2 separate regions of the Homo sapiens genome follow, and region 1 is linked to region 2. Evidence: read pairs that join two places in POLR2A ChIA-PET (ENCODE). Cell type or tissue: Panc1. All regions are shown on one strand. Each heading gives the region's core, and the rest is flanking DNA. Links, peaks and the distances in the headings are about the cores only.

Evidence for each region. Peaks named below come from ENCODE experiments on the same cell type or tissue, not always from the same donor. Only the 100,000 strongest peaks of a DNase experiment are listed, where the experiment ranks them.
Region 1: POLR2A ChIA-PET joins it to region 2 with 7 read pairs; 2 of 35 experiments call an interaction of 5 or more read pairs at or near these places.

The regions. Positions count from the first base shown.
Region 1 is chr2:44,336,044-44,343,961 of GRCh38, forward strand. PREPL (prolyl endopeptidase like) reads right to left here. Exons shown (of 14, transcript NM_001171613.2): 4 at 7,702-7,908; 5 at 6,374-6,509; 6 at 3,104-3,320; 7 at 2,308-2,493. Among named protein-coding and RNA genes, the nearest start is that of PREPL, 21 kb to the right of the region's middle. In Panc1, for the core only: no CTCF peak of the experiment used is centred there; no DNase peak of the experiment used is centred there.
Region 2 is chr2:44,569,361-44,577,278 of GRCh38, forward strand. The region is part of intron 3 of CAMKMT (calmodulin-lysine N-methyltransferase); the gene reads left to right. Among named protein-coding and RNA genes, the nearest start is that of CAMKMT, 210 kb to the left of the region's middle. In Panc1, for the core only: no CTCF peak of the experiment used is centred there; DNase peaks (open chromatin) are centred at 3,198 and 3,401.

The sequences.
Region 1 (7,918 bases), core at 2,769-6,768, 230 kb before region 2:
TCAAAATATAACAGATGCTGGTGAGGCTGTAGAAAAAAGGGAAAGCTTATACACTGCTAGTGGAAATGTAAGTTCAGCCACTGTGGAAAGCAGTTTGGGAATTTCTCAAAGAATGTAAAACAGAACTACTATTTGACTCAGCAATCCCATTATTGGATATATAACCAAAGGAATACAAATCGCTCTACCATAAAGACACATGCACACATTATGTTCATCACAATAGCAAAGACATGGAATCAACCTAAATGTCCATCAATGATAGACTGGATACAGAAAATGTGGTACATATATACCATAGAATACTACACAGCCATAAAAAAGAGATAATGTTCTTTGCAGCAACATGGATGAAGCTGGAGGCCATTATCCTAAGCAAGCCAACAGAGGAACAGAAAATCAAACACCCCATGTTCTCACTTATAAGTGGGAGCTAAACATTGTGTCCACATGGACACAAGGAAGAGAATAACAGACACTGGGGCCTACCTGAGGGTTGAAGGAGGGTGAGGATTGAAAAACTACCTATTGGGTACTATACTTATTACCTGGGTGACAAAATAATACGTATATCAAACCCCTGTGGCAGACAATTTATCTATTAAACCAACCTGCACATGTACCCCTGAAAGTAAAAGTTAAAAAAAAAGAAATGCTATCTAAAATAATAATATTAAAATTTTTAAAATTAGCAAGTGAAAAGAAATACTTTGCACTCCAGCAGATGAAGACAATAAGGACATCCCTCCAAGTCAGTCACCATTTTGGTTTTAGGACACTTACATAGTGTTCTAAGAGACTGGACATTACATTTGATCTTTTGATTTTAGGGAGTAGCTGGAGATTTCAGTTATTTCAGGCCCTTGTTATTTCTTATTTATACCAATAAAACAATCTCAAAACTAGCTTCCTGCCCCTTACTTCTTTTTGGTTTAGTGTATCCTAATATGGCTGCCACTCCTCAAACCATTCCCCTGCTCAAAAACTTCAAATGTTACCTTTCATAATTAATAAATTCCTCATATTGACACTCACAAAAAGTCAAATCATGACTTCATCCCCCAGAAATGTATAGCGCTTTAATAAAACAGAATAATTAACAGTTTCCTGAACATTTTCTGAATGTCAGAGCATACAGCTTCATTTGATGGCTTTCTCATCTTGGAATACCATCCCCTCTCCACCTGTCAAAATCCTATCTCTCTTCTCTGGTTTATTTCACATTCAACCAACTTTACCAAAAGCTTTCCTGGGCCTTCTTCTCTAGTTTGAGCCCCACAGCACATTTTATGTTTTTGATACTACTTATTCAAATCCATGATACACTTAACCTTTATGTACTAGTTTAATCTTGTGATTAACTATATCTTCCTTAAGGCTAGGATATTCTGCTTTAACAGCTTTCGATTCTATAATGCCCGATACAGTATTGTGCACATGAAAGTTCAATAAAAAGCCACTGAATTGACTGAAATTGCATTTTTACAGGAGTTTTAAGAATATTGGAGTTAGGGAGGTATAAATGGTCTATGCTGTTTGCTCATCAACTGGCTCAGTAACTCTTTTCATATCAAACAAAATGGAAGCCATCCTCTTCCCTTCAGTGCCTACTACCTCAACTCACATGTTAATGCTGCTTTAAAACTAGGCAATAAGGTTGTCATTCACCAATTTTAGGAAGTTCACTTGTGAAGGCAGGTTATCTTTCCTGGTAGCCACAAGCAGTATCAACTAGTCAGCTTGCCAAGCAGTCTTGCCACTATTAGCCTTCTGTGCTGCTGTGGAGACCACTGCTACTCCTACACTGAAAGAAACCAAAGTTTGTTCCCTGCATCCCCTGCGGATAAGAAAACTGGCAGACAGAAGATGATGCAGACAAAAGCATGTAGTGGCTAAAAACACAGTGGATACCACTACTGTCCCTGTTGGGGATGTGGGATGGGGGAACAGCAGTCAGTGTTTAGGCACTAGCTACCAACTTTGGCCTGAGTTTTTACTATATCTCAAGTTGCAGAGATATGTGAGGTAGAGAGATATACAGAAAGAGAAATATTAGCACTCAACTCTACTTGTGAAGTCCATGCCATAAGACACTATCTTAAGTAAAACTGCATAAAAAGCAAGATCCTCTAAGTAATTCTAAGATAACCCTCCTAAACCCAAGAGTGACTTTGCTAAATTCCATTTAAGTTACATTCCTTTCAAGAAAAAGAACACTGCTGCCACTATTCAAAATGTGATGTTCTGTTAAGCTAAACTGCATAAATATTTTGATTAACAGTATTAACTTCTGAAAATTAAACATACCTTTAGAGACCGAACTGAATCATCAGCCAGACCAATCACATTAACATAAAGGAGATTGCTGTGCTTCAGAAATAGAACACAGTGATCCTTAAACATGTCCAAGTCTATCACTTTTGTATTTCTCTTCATTGTAAAAAATAAATCCCAATTCATAATTGCAGGGGTATCAGCCGCTGTTCTCATTAGCTACGTGGAACAAAGTTAGAAGACATATAGGTAAGAAAACACGAAGGCTGCAGCATCCAGAGATGCAATCACTGAGAACTAGACCATACTAGTCCTCACTGTTTTATGAAGAGCTGAAGGAACTAACGCTGCATCAGGGATAAAGTGTGACCATCAACCATATGAATGAGTCCTGACTAGCCTGCTGGGTGGTGAGACAGTATATCCAGTGCTTAGCCAACCACTGGACATTTGAGTGAGGGCACTGACAGCTAGCTGACTACAGATACATCAGTGAGCTTAGCTGATATCAGCAGAAGAACTGCCTAGCTGAGATCAATCCAAATTGCCAACTCATAAAATCACGAGTTTGTAAGTTTGCTCTTTTAAGCTACTAAGTTTGATTTTGTTAACATAAACTCAGGACAGAATATGTTTTATTTACTAACTTTTTAGGCACAATTAAAATATGTAGAGGCATTAGCTCTAAGGGAAAAGAAATGGGATTGGTTATACATAGGAAGGTGGCATCAATTTATAAAACAATGAGCTCTTGGAGCAAGAAATGTTGTTGATCGAAGTGTGACACTTCTTAACAGCCCAAATAGGAACAACGAGCATCCAGGATTACCTTAAATTCTGTAGGTTCTCCAACATTAGTGAGAATGTATAATTCATCATCTCTGTGTTCAACATAGTAAAGGACCCCATGTATTCGCTTCTGGATAAGTACTGGTGGGTCCCAAGGGCTCAGGCCATCTATCAACCACACTTCAGAAGTAGTCTTGTTCATAATATTTATGGTGAGGAAACGACTGTCTTTTGTAAGATAAAGGAAAACAAAGTAGCTAGAGAGAGAGAGAGAGACATGAGATCACAGTTTATTTCAGATGCATGCTACCTTGTTAAGGACAGTATCTCAGAGGTGGTCAGTATACATGTTGATTTATAATGCAGATAGGAAATTAAAATAATTCCTTAGTGAATATCACTTGTAACTTTAACAATTAGCTATTATTTTTCTCATTTTCTCCTAAAGGGCATTCAAAATAATTTACTTCTAACATTTTATCATAAATGTTTTTCAAAAATACAGAAAAGTTGAAAAAACCATCTTGATTCCATCATTGCTAACATTTTGCTACATTTACTTTATTACATATCTATGCACCTATTAATCCATCTTTATTTGGATGCATTTCAAGGTAAACTACAAACGTCATTTCTCAATCACATGAGTAGATAACATAGCTTTTTGCTGAGAAGAGGAAATAAACTTTCTATAGGAGACACAAATAGGGAATAAAAGGGACACGGAGTTATTTTTATTTTCTTCTTTCTCTGCATGCATTTTGGATTTTTTTTTCCTTTCTCCCAGTTTTTACAACAAAATAGAATAGGAAGAAAACCCCTCACAATCTTACTAACGTAACACATTTAAAACATTAACATAGCTATTTTACTTTTTAAATTTTTCCTTCTAAGTTATATTTATATTTCATGTGTGTCTTTAAATAGATGTAATTATAGATACAATTTTTGATTCTGTATTTCTTACTTCATATATCAATTTTCTCCCTACATGAGTTGAAAGTCTTTGTGATTATTATTTTTAAAGGCTACCTAATATTATAACAGGTTTAATGGCTACCTAATATATCATAATTCTTAAAAATTTAGATTTTAATGTTTCATTATAATAAACAATATAACAAGAAACATATTCATGAAGATATTTTCCCCTTCCATGATCTTCACAATTATTTTCCCAAGACAAATTTTTAGAAATGGAAATACTAATTTAATAAGTGTATTTTTATGACTTGATGAATATAATCAAATAATATCCTAGAAGCACTATACTAACATAATGAGTGGCTTTAAATGTTATATTTATATTTTTCCTTATTATAAAAGTAATTTATACTGAAACTACTGAAAAACGTAAAGAATCCCAATGCCCCCAAATAACAACTGCTTATAGTTTGGTAAAATTTCTTCTGTATTGGATCACATTACCATGTTTATTTGTCAATCGTTATTTCTTTTGTGAAATGTGTGTCTATTTTAAACTTTGAATGTAGCTTAAATTATTAGTATGTAAATAGCTCTTTAAAAATTAAGAATATTGGCTGGGCACAGTGGCTCACAACTGTAATCCCAGCACTCTGGGAGGCCAAAGCTGGCAGATCACCTGAGATCAGGAGTTCAAGACCACCCTGGCCAACATGGTGAAACCCCGTCTCCACAAAAAATACAAAAATTAGCCAGGCATGGTGGCAGGTGCCTGTAATCCCAGCTACTTGGGAGGCTGAGGTAGAAGAATCACTTGAACCTGGGACGCAGAGGTTGCAGTGAGCTGAGATTGCGCCACTGCACTCCAGTCTGGGTGACAGAGTGAGACTCTGTTTCAAAAAAAAAAAAAAAAAATTAAGAACATTAACTTGTCTTTTTGTTGAAAACACTTTCCTCCATTTTGTTACCTAGATTTTAACTATTTACAATAGTTTTTGTGGTTTTTGACTTGAGTTTAATATTTTACGTAATCGAGACTGCTACTACCCTTTGTAATTTCTTATATTGATTTTATGTTTCAAAAATATTCCAACCAAGCTGACTAAAAAGCTTATATTTTCATCTTATTAAAAAATTATTTTTCTCAATGGGTTCTTTAAATCTCTTAGGAATGTATGCTGACATATACAATGATGAAAATTATTTTTTCCCAAATAGTATTTCCCATTGCATTATAAAATAACACCGATTCATTTTTCATTAGTTTGTGATGCCTTTTATCATATAAATTTTCACATAGACTAGGATCTATGTTTTAGAGTTATTCTAAGCTCTATTATTTGTCTATCAATTTGTATTATTTTTACTGTTATTGCTTTATATGCTTTAATATATAATTGTAGGGCAAGTCCCCTACCCTACTTTGCTCTTTATTTTCAACACTTTCTTCGCTGTTTTTATATATTTTTGTTTGCTTAGTTTGGTGATGACAAATTAAAAATAAACTACTTGACCAAATAGTTGTTAGATATGTGGTTACAGGAAGTGAGAACACAAGTGGCTCTAGGGTAAAATGTGTCTAAGAGAATATACGAAATATAAAGAACTAGACATTAATCTTTTTTTCCAATTATTTCTATCGACAATTATTTTTAAATTTAAAATGTATTATAAAAATAATAATGCTTATTACAAAAAGAAAAAAAGAAAAGTAAAAAAAAAACCATTGTTAGTACTTTGGGTGTATTTCCTTTCAATCTTTTAAAAATGCATCTTTTTTCCTTGATACCCAATTGAAACCATAGCATATATTTAATTTTTTCACCTAGCACAATAATACATTTTTGAGTTAGTTTTAATTTATAATTTAGTAGCAACACATACTTTAAATTCTTCTATATATTACTAAGAATTTAATGGTTAAAAGGTACTCAACAATCATCAGGAACAAGGGGTTTTAGTTTGAAAGAGAGATACCTATCTAAGTATATACCATTTATTTAAGCAATAGATACTGACTAAATAGCACTATACAAACCTGGCACCCTGCTTATCAATTAAGATGCAAAGGTGAAACAGACTCAGTCTGTTCACAATCTAGCAGTTCTAGGTCATCTTTATGAATTTACATGAATGAACTATGTTGTAATTCACAAAATCAATTTCAGTTTTTAATAAAATATTAGTGATATATCTGTATTTACTCTGATTTTGAATATTACCAGACTCCAATTTTGAATACAAACAACTAATAAAAGAATGATCGTTTTAGCCTTATTATTCCTGGTTCCAACCAAAATAAACGTTTTAAGTCAACCAAAGTCAGTACTTTAAATAACTGGAGGAAGGTTCTGGAGAGAAAGATTTAATTATATTATTCTAGTACCTTGGGTCTTTTTCTGTGTAAAAGCGTTCATTACGTTTGTTATCACCAAAAGTGGCTCGATATACGTCATGACAGCGAAGGTTCCTCTGGAAGGTGTAGAATAAAACATCTTCATCTTCCTCGTCCTTTACCCATTCTGAAAGAAAATAATGAGATAATTATACATAATCACCTACACTCCATTAAAAAAAAAAAAAAAGCACAGCACATTCTAATTTTGAATGCCAGTGAGAACATGTGCAAGTTTATCCCTGGAAATCTAAATATTTGACTGTATCTAATCTGTGCTGTATATAAGCCAGAGAGCTTTCCTGAGAATAAACCACTACTACACCATTCCAAGGTTTCAAGTAGTTATCAGTCTCAGGGTACTCAGGTTTCTAAATAAGAGCTAAATGCTCAATATTTAGGAAAGACATTGGTAAAGTCACATTTGCTTTTAGGAGGTGAATTCCGTCTCAATCTACAACTTGAAACTGTAAGTCTGAAGGAATATTGCATCTTTCTCTCATGTGTAAACCTTCTCTGTCTGCTTTCAAGCCACAGGATATCTCCAACTACCAAACACAATTTAATGCTGATTCTTGATCCCACCAGAAGCTGTCAACAGAAGTTTGCACACAATTACACCATGACTGCCACCTGGCTGACAGTGATTGTAAGTCATCATTGTATAATATGCACCATGATTTTAAAGGTTATAAAATGTACAAAATATATGTCTTAGAATTCAATAGTTAGGGTATAATTTCAATTCACTGCAACAACATTTAGTTAAACAATGGAGAAAATGATGGCTGAAAATGAAAAGGGAGGACAAAATGTAACATATGTACCACTCAATGATAAATTTAAAGTTAGTTCTATTACTAAAAATGTCACAGCTTCCATTGATAAACAGGTTAGTTCAACACATACCAAGTTCTTTGGTAGTGACTTTATGCTGTAACAGCTCTATAAGATAACATGAAATTAAAAAAATACATTCAAGCTTAAAGTTGAATAAAATATTAAGATGCAACTTACGTGTAAAAATTTATTCTAGATAATAATTTGGCAAATAATTCTGATAAATCAAAACATATTGTATGACATGGACTCTAATTATAACACTTTTAAAAACATGAGTATTTTAAAATTACCCATCTAGATATATAATTAAATAAGGGAAGGTCTCCTGAATAAGAGGTACATAGGAAGATGTATAGTCCATAGGGATACATGAATCAGGCATTCACCTTCTCCCTCCCTCACATGCGACAAAAAAATGTTTCAAAAGTGTTACCGTTGCCTTTCAACACAGAGGACTATTTTGGTTGGTGGCTTACCAAAACTGGACACATTCGGGAAAGAAGCTTCCATTACGGGCTGATCGCTGAGCTTTATAATTACACAGGTAGATGCTTCAGAATCTTCAGTTCTTATCTTGGCAGCCACATATTTTTCATCTGGAGCAACTCTGATACAATCAATGAAGGGCTGGTCTAACTTAAGTTCCTCCAAATTGAATAAAACTTCATAATTATCATTGTCTGCTGTATAAAG
Region 2 (7,918 bases), core at 1,140-5,139:
ATTTCACTAAATTTGCATATGTAATCCAATGGAATATATTCATTGCAAATGATTCTGAAAATCATTTTCTTTTTTTATTTTAAAAATGAGTTTTTGTTTAATAACCTTACATTCCCAATCTGTGTACTGTTACTATTGTCATTCTCCTTCAGTAGTGCTGTGAAATCTCTTCCAACTCTCAGATTCCATGATTTTCCTTTGTCCCTGCCTCTCTTATTATCTTTCATTGCATCTCTTCTCTCAGTGTCCTGTCTTTCTCTCTTTGTGGAGGTAGTAGCTGGCATGATAGATGGAAGTTAGAATGCTGAGGAAGGGTAGTTATCAAGGGAAGCTTGGGCCCTAGTCATCGCCAATCCTCTTTCCTCTATTTCCTCTGTGCATTAGCTTCAAGTGCAGTCATTACTCATTTAGTCCTCAAATAAAATGCTCTTTGTTGCAATGACAATTTTTTTCTAGTATAAGGCAAAATGGCATATCAGTCTGATGATGTGGATTTTATAGCAACCGGCAGATTTTATTTGTGTAAGGAGTTTTTATAGTTGTTGGTTACCTTTTTTTTAAGTTGCCATTTGGATCAAGGAGGATTTTATTTCTTAACTAGGATTATTCCTTTATCGGATATTAACTTAGCCTTTTTTCTCTAAATACCAAATTCATAGAGATGCTACATAGTTAATTTTTTTCTTTGTAACTAGATTATCCCCATATCAGGTATTTCATAAAGCCAGGATAAATGTATTTAACAGAAAATATCCATCTTATAAGTAATGTTTCCCCCAAATACAATGAGGTCCATTTAAATGAATGTCTGAAATAAAAATAATCCTAATGATAGATCTAATGCACTTTGTATCAGACCCATTGAGTTTCTTTAAACTCTATTCAATAAATGCCTGATTAATAAATAATCCTGTTAAATGAATAAAACCCCAGTGTGCCAAACGGAGACATACAAAGCAATCATGATCAGACTTGTTATGGGAGAATGATAGATGAATAAATCTACTGTGCAATTAATTTATGACTGAACTATGATGAAATCCCAGTGGCAATACTAAATCTGTTAGAGGAATAGATTTATCATCTTCTTTCAAACAATTACATTCCAGGAACTTTACAAAAATACTATTATCTGAATCTTATCATAATAGAGATATCTGTTCATTTACATGGGGAAGAATTCCTTCTGTGCCGTCAGAGCTAAATTAGTGTTTATTATTTTTGATGCTAACCAAAACAGAAACAATATAGGACAGAAACTACTAATGTGGTTAGCTATTCTTATCTGCTTCTGTTTCTTCAAACTTGATTAAAATTGCCTAATTTTTAGACAGTTTTTTTGTTTGAATAATTTTACTTTTTAAAAGATGAAAAGCAAACGAATAAAAAACAGGTTATAGGCTATTTTGAAAGCAATCTGTGTTACTTCATAATGTGGTTACATGTAGGTTATGAAGGCACAAATTTGGGGACCATGTTTTAAGAAGATCATTGGGGATTGGTAGTATTTCAGGTTATTGTTACATATTTTAGCTTCAAAAGACAGTCGACTGTATTTTAGTGCTGTCGTTCTTTTAGACAGGCACTTATTGATACCAAAAAACACCACGAAAAGTAAAAAGGAAAACCCAAACCACAAGAAACATTTTGATTTAAAGGTTAGATAGTCTGAATTCATGAGAACTTAGATTCAGAGCATGGCAAGGTTAAAAGAAATTTTATTAGGATCAAGACACAAACCATGTTTAATGCAGTCTTTTTGTTTTGGGGGAACTAGAGCTGATATTTTAAATCTAGTCGTTTTTACCAATGTAAGGGAATTTAAGAGATAAAATTTGAATAGAAAGGTAAGATTTGTATAGTGATTACAAAGATGTGACCTTTAACAGAGGGTTTTGTTGTGTTTGTTTTCCACATAAAAGAATGAAGAATTTGTGAGGGTGAGGTAAAAGAGAAGGGGTCTCCTTAAAACTTGAGAGAAGGAAAGAATTTGTCCCATTGTAGCAATATTTGAAAACAGGTTTTATTAAGGTTTTAATATGTGTTGAAGTAAATAATTATGCAAATTGAACTAGAAACTTCTTAGTTTAAATCTAGTCTGCTATTTACAGTGTTAGTAGCTGGACATCATACTTTTTTAAATTAATGTAATATTGATAAATAGCAATCCTGTGTATTCTCTTATTTCTCAGACTTAATAACAAAGACTTTATAAATCCACATATGTAGTGGGTTTCAGTTGTTTGCACGTTATTCATGACCAATATTATGTACATAGCATTGTTCTAAGGCCTTCTTTGATCTGATCTTGGGTATAAAGAAACAAAAACAAGCCGGGTGAGGTGGCCTATGTTTGTAGTCCCGGGTGCCCTGGAGACTGAGGCAGGAGGATTGCATGAACTAGGGAGTTCGAGACCAGCCTGGTGGCAACACAGTGAGACCCTGTCTCTAAAAAATAAAAATTAAAAACTAAAAAAGAGACAAAACAAATAACAGTTATTACTTGCAGAGCTTATACTTGAGATGATATTAACATATGAAATAACAAATTCGAACACTGACACATCACTCATTTGTGAACTACCTTCATGAATTATTACCAAAAATCCTATTTTAAAATATTTTTTATCATGGTAAAACATATATAATCTTTTACGTATCTTAAGTATACAATTCAGTGGCACTAAGTATATTTATGTTGTTGTGCAACCATCACCACCATCCATCTCTAGAACTTTTTCATCTCCCCAGACTGAGACTGTACCCATTAAGCAGTAATTCTACAATCTCCCCTTCTCCCAGTCCCTGGCAGCCACCATTCTACTTTTGTCTCTGTGAATTTCTTTTTTAAAAAATTTAATTCTTTTGTAGAGACAGGTTCTCCCTGTGTTGCCCAGGCTGGTCTTAAACTCCTGGGCTCAAGCAATCTTCCCATCATGGCCTCCCAAAGTGCTGGGATTACAGGCGTGAGCTGCCATGCCTAGGCTCTATGAATTTCATATAAGACGAATCATACAGGGTTTGTCCTTTAGTGAATGACTTAATTCACTTGAGATAATGGCATCAAGATTCATCTGTGTTGTAACGTGTCAGAATTTCATTCCTTTTTGAGGCTGAATATTATTCTATTGCATGTATATATTAATACTATATTTTGTCAGTCCATTTATTCATTGATGGACATTTAGGTTATTTCCGTCTGTTGGCTGTTACGAGTAATGCTGCTGTGGACACAGGTGTACACATGTCTGTTGGAGTCCCTGCTTTAATTTTTTGGGGTCTATCTCTGGAAGTGGAATTGGCTGTTATGAGTAATGCTGCTATGTTGGCTCTTATGAGTAATGCTGCTGTGTTGGCTGTTATGAGTAACGCTGCTATGGACACAGGTGTACACATGTCTACTGGAGTCCCTGCTTTAATTTTTTGGGGTCTATCTCTGGAAGTGGAATTGCTGGATCATATGGTAATTTTATGTTTCATTATTTTTAGGAACCACCATAGTGTTTTCCACGGTGGCTACATCGTTTTACATTCCCACCAGCAGAGCACAAGGGTTCCAATTGTATCTCTTGTGGTTTTTGATTTGCATTTCCCTAATGATTAGGAATGTTAATCTTTTCATGTGCTGTTTGGCCGTCTATATCTTAGTAATAGTAATCTTTTCGTGTGCTGCTATTACTGTTAGTAATAGTAATCTTTTCATGTGCTGCTATTAGTAAAAGTAATCTTTTCATGTGCTGTTTGGCCGTCTATATCTTAGTAATAGTAATCTTTTCATGTGCTGCTATTACTGTTAGTAATAGTAATCTTTTCATATGCTGCTATTAGTAATAGTAATCTTTTCATGTGCTGTTTGGCCATCTGTATATTTTCTTTGGAGATATGTCTATCCAAGTTCTTTGTCCAGTTTTCAATCAGGTTTTTTGTTGTTGAGTTGTAGGAGTTCTTTATAATATTATGAGTAGTAATGTCTTGTTAGATATATGATTTGCAAATATTTTCTCCCTTCCTATAGGTTGCTTTTTCACTCTGTTTTTTTTTAGTGTATATTATCTTTTATTTACCTATGTAGTGACTTTAATCAGTGCTCATTATTTCTTTGTGTGGATTCCATTCATTCTGTTGATAATGTCTTCTGATGGACAAAAGTTTTTAATTTTGATGAAGTTTGATTTTTTAATTTTCTTACTGCCTGTGCTTTTGGTGTCATATATAGTTTTCATTTTGTAGTTTCCTTTAAGTCTTCTGGCTTTTGTGTTTTGTTAGGGAGGCCATCTACATCATAAGATTATAAAAATATTCTCTGAAATTTTCTTCAAATACTATTGTAATTTTTTTAAACATTTGGTTCTATAATCTCATCTGGAATTTAGTTTTGTGTATGATGTGAGGTAAAATTCCAAATTTATTTTTTCTATGTGGATATTCATTTGTTCAAACCAAATGTATTAGTTTATTTTTTCTTCACTGTTCTGAAATACAACCTCTACCATATACTGTATCCACATATGTAAGTATGTCTATTTCTGAATACTCTATTATGTCTCACTGATTTGTGAGTTTCTGCTTTAATTATTTTATAGTTATGTTTTGATTTCTGATAGGGCAGGTCCCTTCTGATTATTCTCTGTAAATTTTTTCTTGAGTGTTTTTATTTATTCTTCCAGATGAACGTTTGAATCTACATATTGGATTTTTAGAAATACAGTAGTATATTACAGTTTACCCAGGATTTGTTTTAATCAGGTTTGGTAAGACATGCAGACGTGGACATAATTATCATGAAGGAAATGTTTAGACTTATATATCCCTAGAAACGGCTATTATACAATGCCACTCAGAGCCACATGGGGAAGACCAAGATTGGGCAAGAGGCAGAACCAGGGAGCATGGCCCAGTGCCTTTATTGGGGTTTTCACAGGATCGAATGGGTGAGGTAGGGTAGGTATGTTGAATAAGTTTAGGATTGGAGAGTTTGAGTAATTTTGGTGGGCTCTGGGTTATAGCTGCGGCCCCTAATTATCTGATATCTAGCCCTAGGCAGATTTAGGCTGGCAGGAATATTGGCTTGGTGTGTGAGAGTTAGTTACAGGAGATGGTTGGGGATGTGTGGTCTGGATTGGTTGACTTAAATATCAAAGGTGCACTTGCAAAGAAATCCTTTGTCTTCTCTAGGAATTAGCTAGCCCTGAGAGGGGCAATCTAAGATGAAGACTCCAAAATGCCAGAGTATCAAGAATACAGGGGGAAAAAAAAGTCAAAACAAGCTATGATTTTTTTTTTTTGACTGAGGTTGCGTTGACTTATAGAGTAATTTGATAATGAAATGACATCATTACTACAGAGTGCTCCCATCTAGGAAAATGATATGTCTTATTAATTAATTAATTAATTAATTGAGATGGAGTCTAGCTCTGTCTGCCAGGCTAGAGTGCAGTGGCGCGGTCTCGGCTCACAGCAACCTCCATCTCCCAGGTTCAAGCAATTCTCCTGCCTCAGCCTTCCAAGTAGCTGGGACTACAGGCATGAGCCACCACGCCCAGCTAACTGGCTATTTTTTCGTTTTTGTATTTTTAGTAGAGACCAGGTTTTACCCTGTTGGCCACACTGGTCTCGAACTCCTGACCTCAAATGATCCACCCACCTTAGCCTCCCAAAGTGCTGGGATTACATTGTGAGCCACCATGCCTGGCCATGTTTCTCCTTTTATTTATTTTTTATTTTATTTTATTTTTTGAGACAGAGTCTCACTCTGTCACCCAGGCTGGGGTGCAGTGGCGCAATCTCGGCTCACTGCAACCTCCGTCTCCCGGTTTCAAGTGATTCTCCTGCCTCGGTCTCCTGAGTAGCTGGAATTACAGGCACATACCACCACTCTCGGCTAATTTTTGTATTTTTAGTAGAGATGGGGTTTTGTCATGTTGGCCAGGCTGATCTTGAACTCCCGACCTCAAGTCATCCTCCCACCTCGGTATCCCAAAATGCTGAGATTACAGGCATGAGCCACCACGCCCAGCCCTTCTCCATTTATTTAGATATTCTTTTATATTTTCAGTAACATTGCATATTTTTCTTCACATAGGTCTTGCCCATTGTTGTTATTCTTATAAATATTCCTAAGATTTTTATCGCTATTCTTTTTTTCTGTATGGCTTTACCAAACATGACACCCTTACAGATCTTGTTCAATATTCAATCATTCATTTATTTTCCCAGAAAATATTTGTTGCCAGGTGCATTGGCTCACGCCTGTAATCTCAGCACTATGGGAGACTGAGGTAGGTGGATCTCTTGAGCTCAGGAGTTTGATACCAGCCTTGGCAACATGGCGAAACCCCATCTCTCTACTAATAATGCAAAAATTAGCTTGGCATTAGTACCAGCTATTCAGGAGGCTGAGGTGGGAGGATTGCTTGAGCTTCGGAGGTCAAGACTGCAGTCAGCCATGTAACTGCACCACTACACTCCAGTCTCGGTGACGGTGAGACCCTGTCTCAAAAAAATTTAAAAAATTGTTAAGTGCTTGTAAAGTATGAGTGAGACTCTAAGGTAGCCACTAGGCAGTCCCCTTCCTAGTGACTTATTATATCCTGATCTGGGAAATGTTGAACATAGAGAGGGCACAGGTGGTGAAACTGGTCTCAGAGAAGTTGAGAAAACATGGGTTCAAGAACGCAGGTGGGAGGCTGGGTGCAGTGGCTCACGCCTGCAATCCCAGCACTTTGGGAGGCCGAGGTGGGCAGATCACCTGAGGTCAGGAGTTCGAGACCAGCCTGGCTAACATGGTGAAACCCCATTTCTATTAAAAATACAATAAATTAGCCAGGCGTGGTGGCACATGCCTGTAATCCCAGCTACTCAGGAGGCTGAGGCAGGAGAATTGCTTGAACCCAGGAAGCAGAGGTTGCAGTGAGCCGAGATTGCGTCATTGCACTCCAGCTTGGGCAACAAGAGTGAAACTCTGTCTAAAAAAAAAAAAAAAAAAAGAAAAGAAAAAGAAAGAACACAGGTGGGAGAAAGGAGAAACAGAAGCAAAGGAAGACACAGGGAATCTGAAGTAGAGTATAGAAGTTGTGAGACATAGTGTTCAGTAGCCTCAATATATTTCAATAACTTGGGAAGCAGTCATCTGCTAAAAATGAGAGGGCAGGGACAAGTCTTCCTGGTGGAGAATAATTTGTTGTAATAAAAGCAGCTTGTTAGATTACATGAGGGTCCAGCGTGAATGTGATCAGTGGTCAAAGTCAATGTGATTTTGTGACTTACACTGATAGCATTCAGCAACCACAGGAGTAGGTGAGGACAGTGTGGTTGGTGAGATTATTCAGGTCTGAGGAGTGGCATGTTAGGATTAGTGAGAGAAAGGTCAAAAATAAAAGTAAGTGTGCTGTGGAGGCTAGAGTGCTACCATTTGCTCAGAAATAGCCTCACTTGCACAGTTTTAAAAATGCAACTCAAAAGATAATTATTGACAATTAAATAGCCCCATGGCTTCAACACTAATCATAACAAAACAAAAATACTGCAAGGAATGTTCATTCATTCCATTTTTGTGGAAAGAATACCTGTGTTAGATGCTGGAACTGTTTTCAAGGAGCTCATTTCTAAAAAATTTACTTTCTTGGACCATTTATCCAAAGAAGAAATGCCGTTTCTTCAAAGATGTGTGTTTTTCAAATCTGCACTATCTTCTGTAAGCATTCTGGTTAAATAATTCCCCAGGATAGGAAAGTCACTTTGATGCTGGTTGTACAAGGGAAATGCCATGAATTCCCAGATGCTTTTAAAATACAGGTGGGTTATAAAGACAAAGGTGATGCAACTTGTTGAATGTCTCATTTTTAAATTATAACTTTCAAAGGAGTGAAGGACTTGCCATCCCAAAATATGTCAAACTGGCATATTAATTATTTTGAAA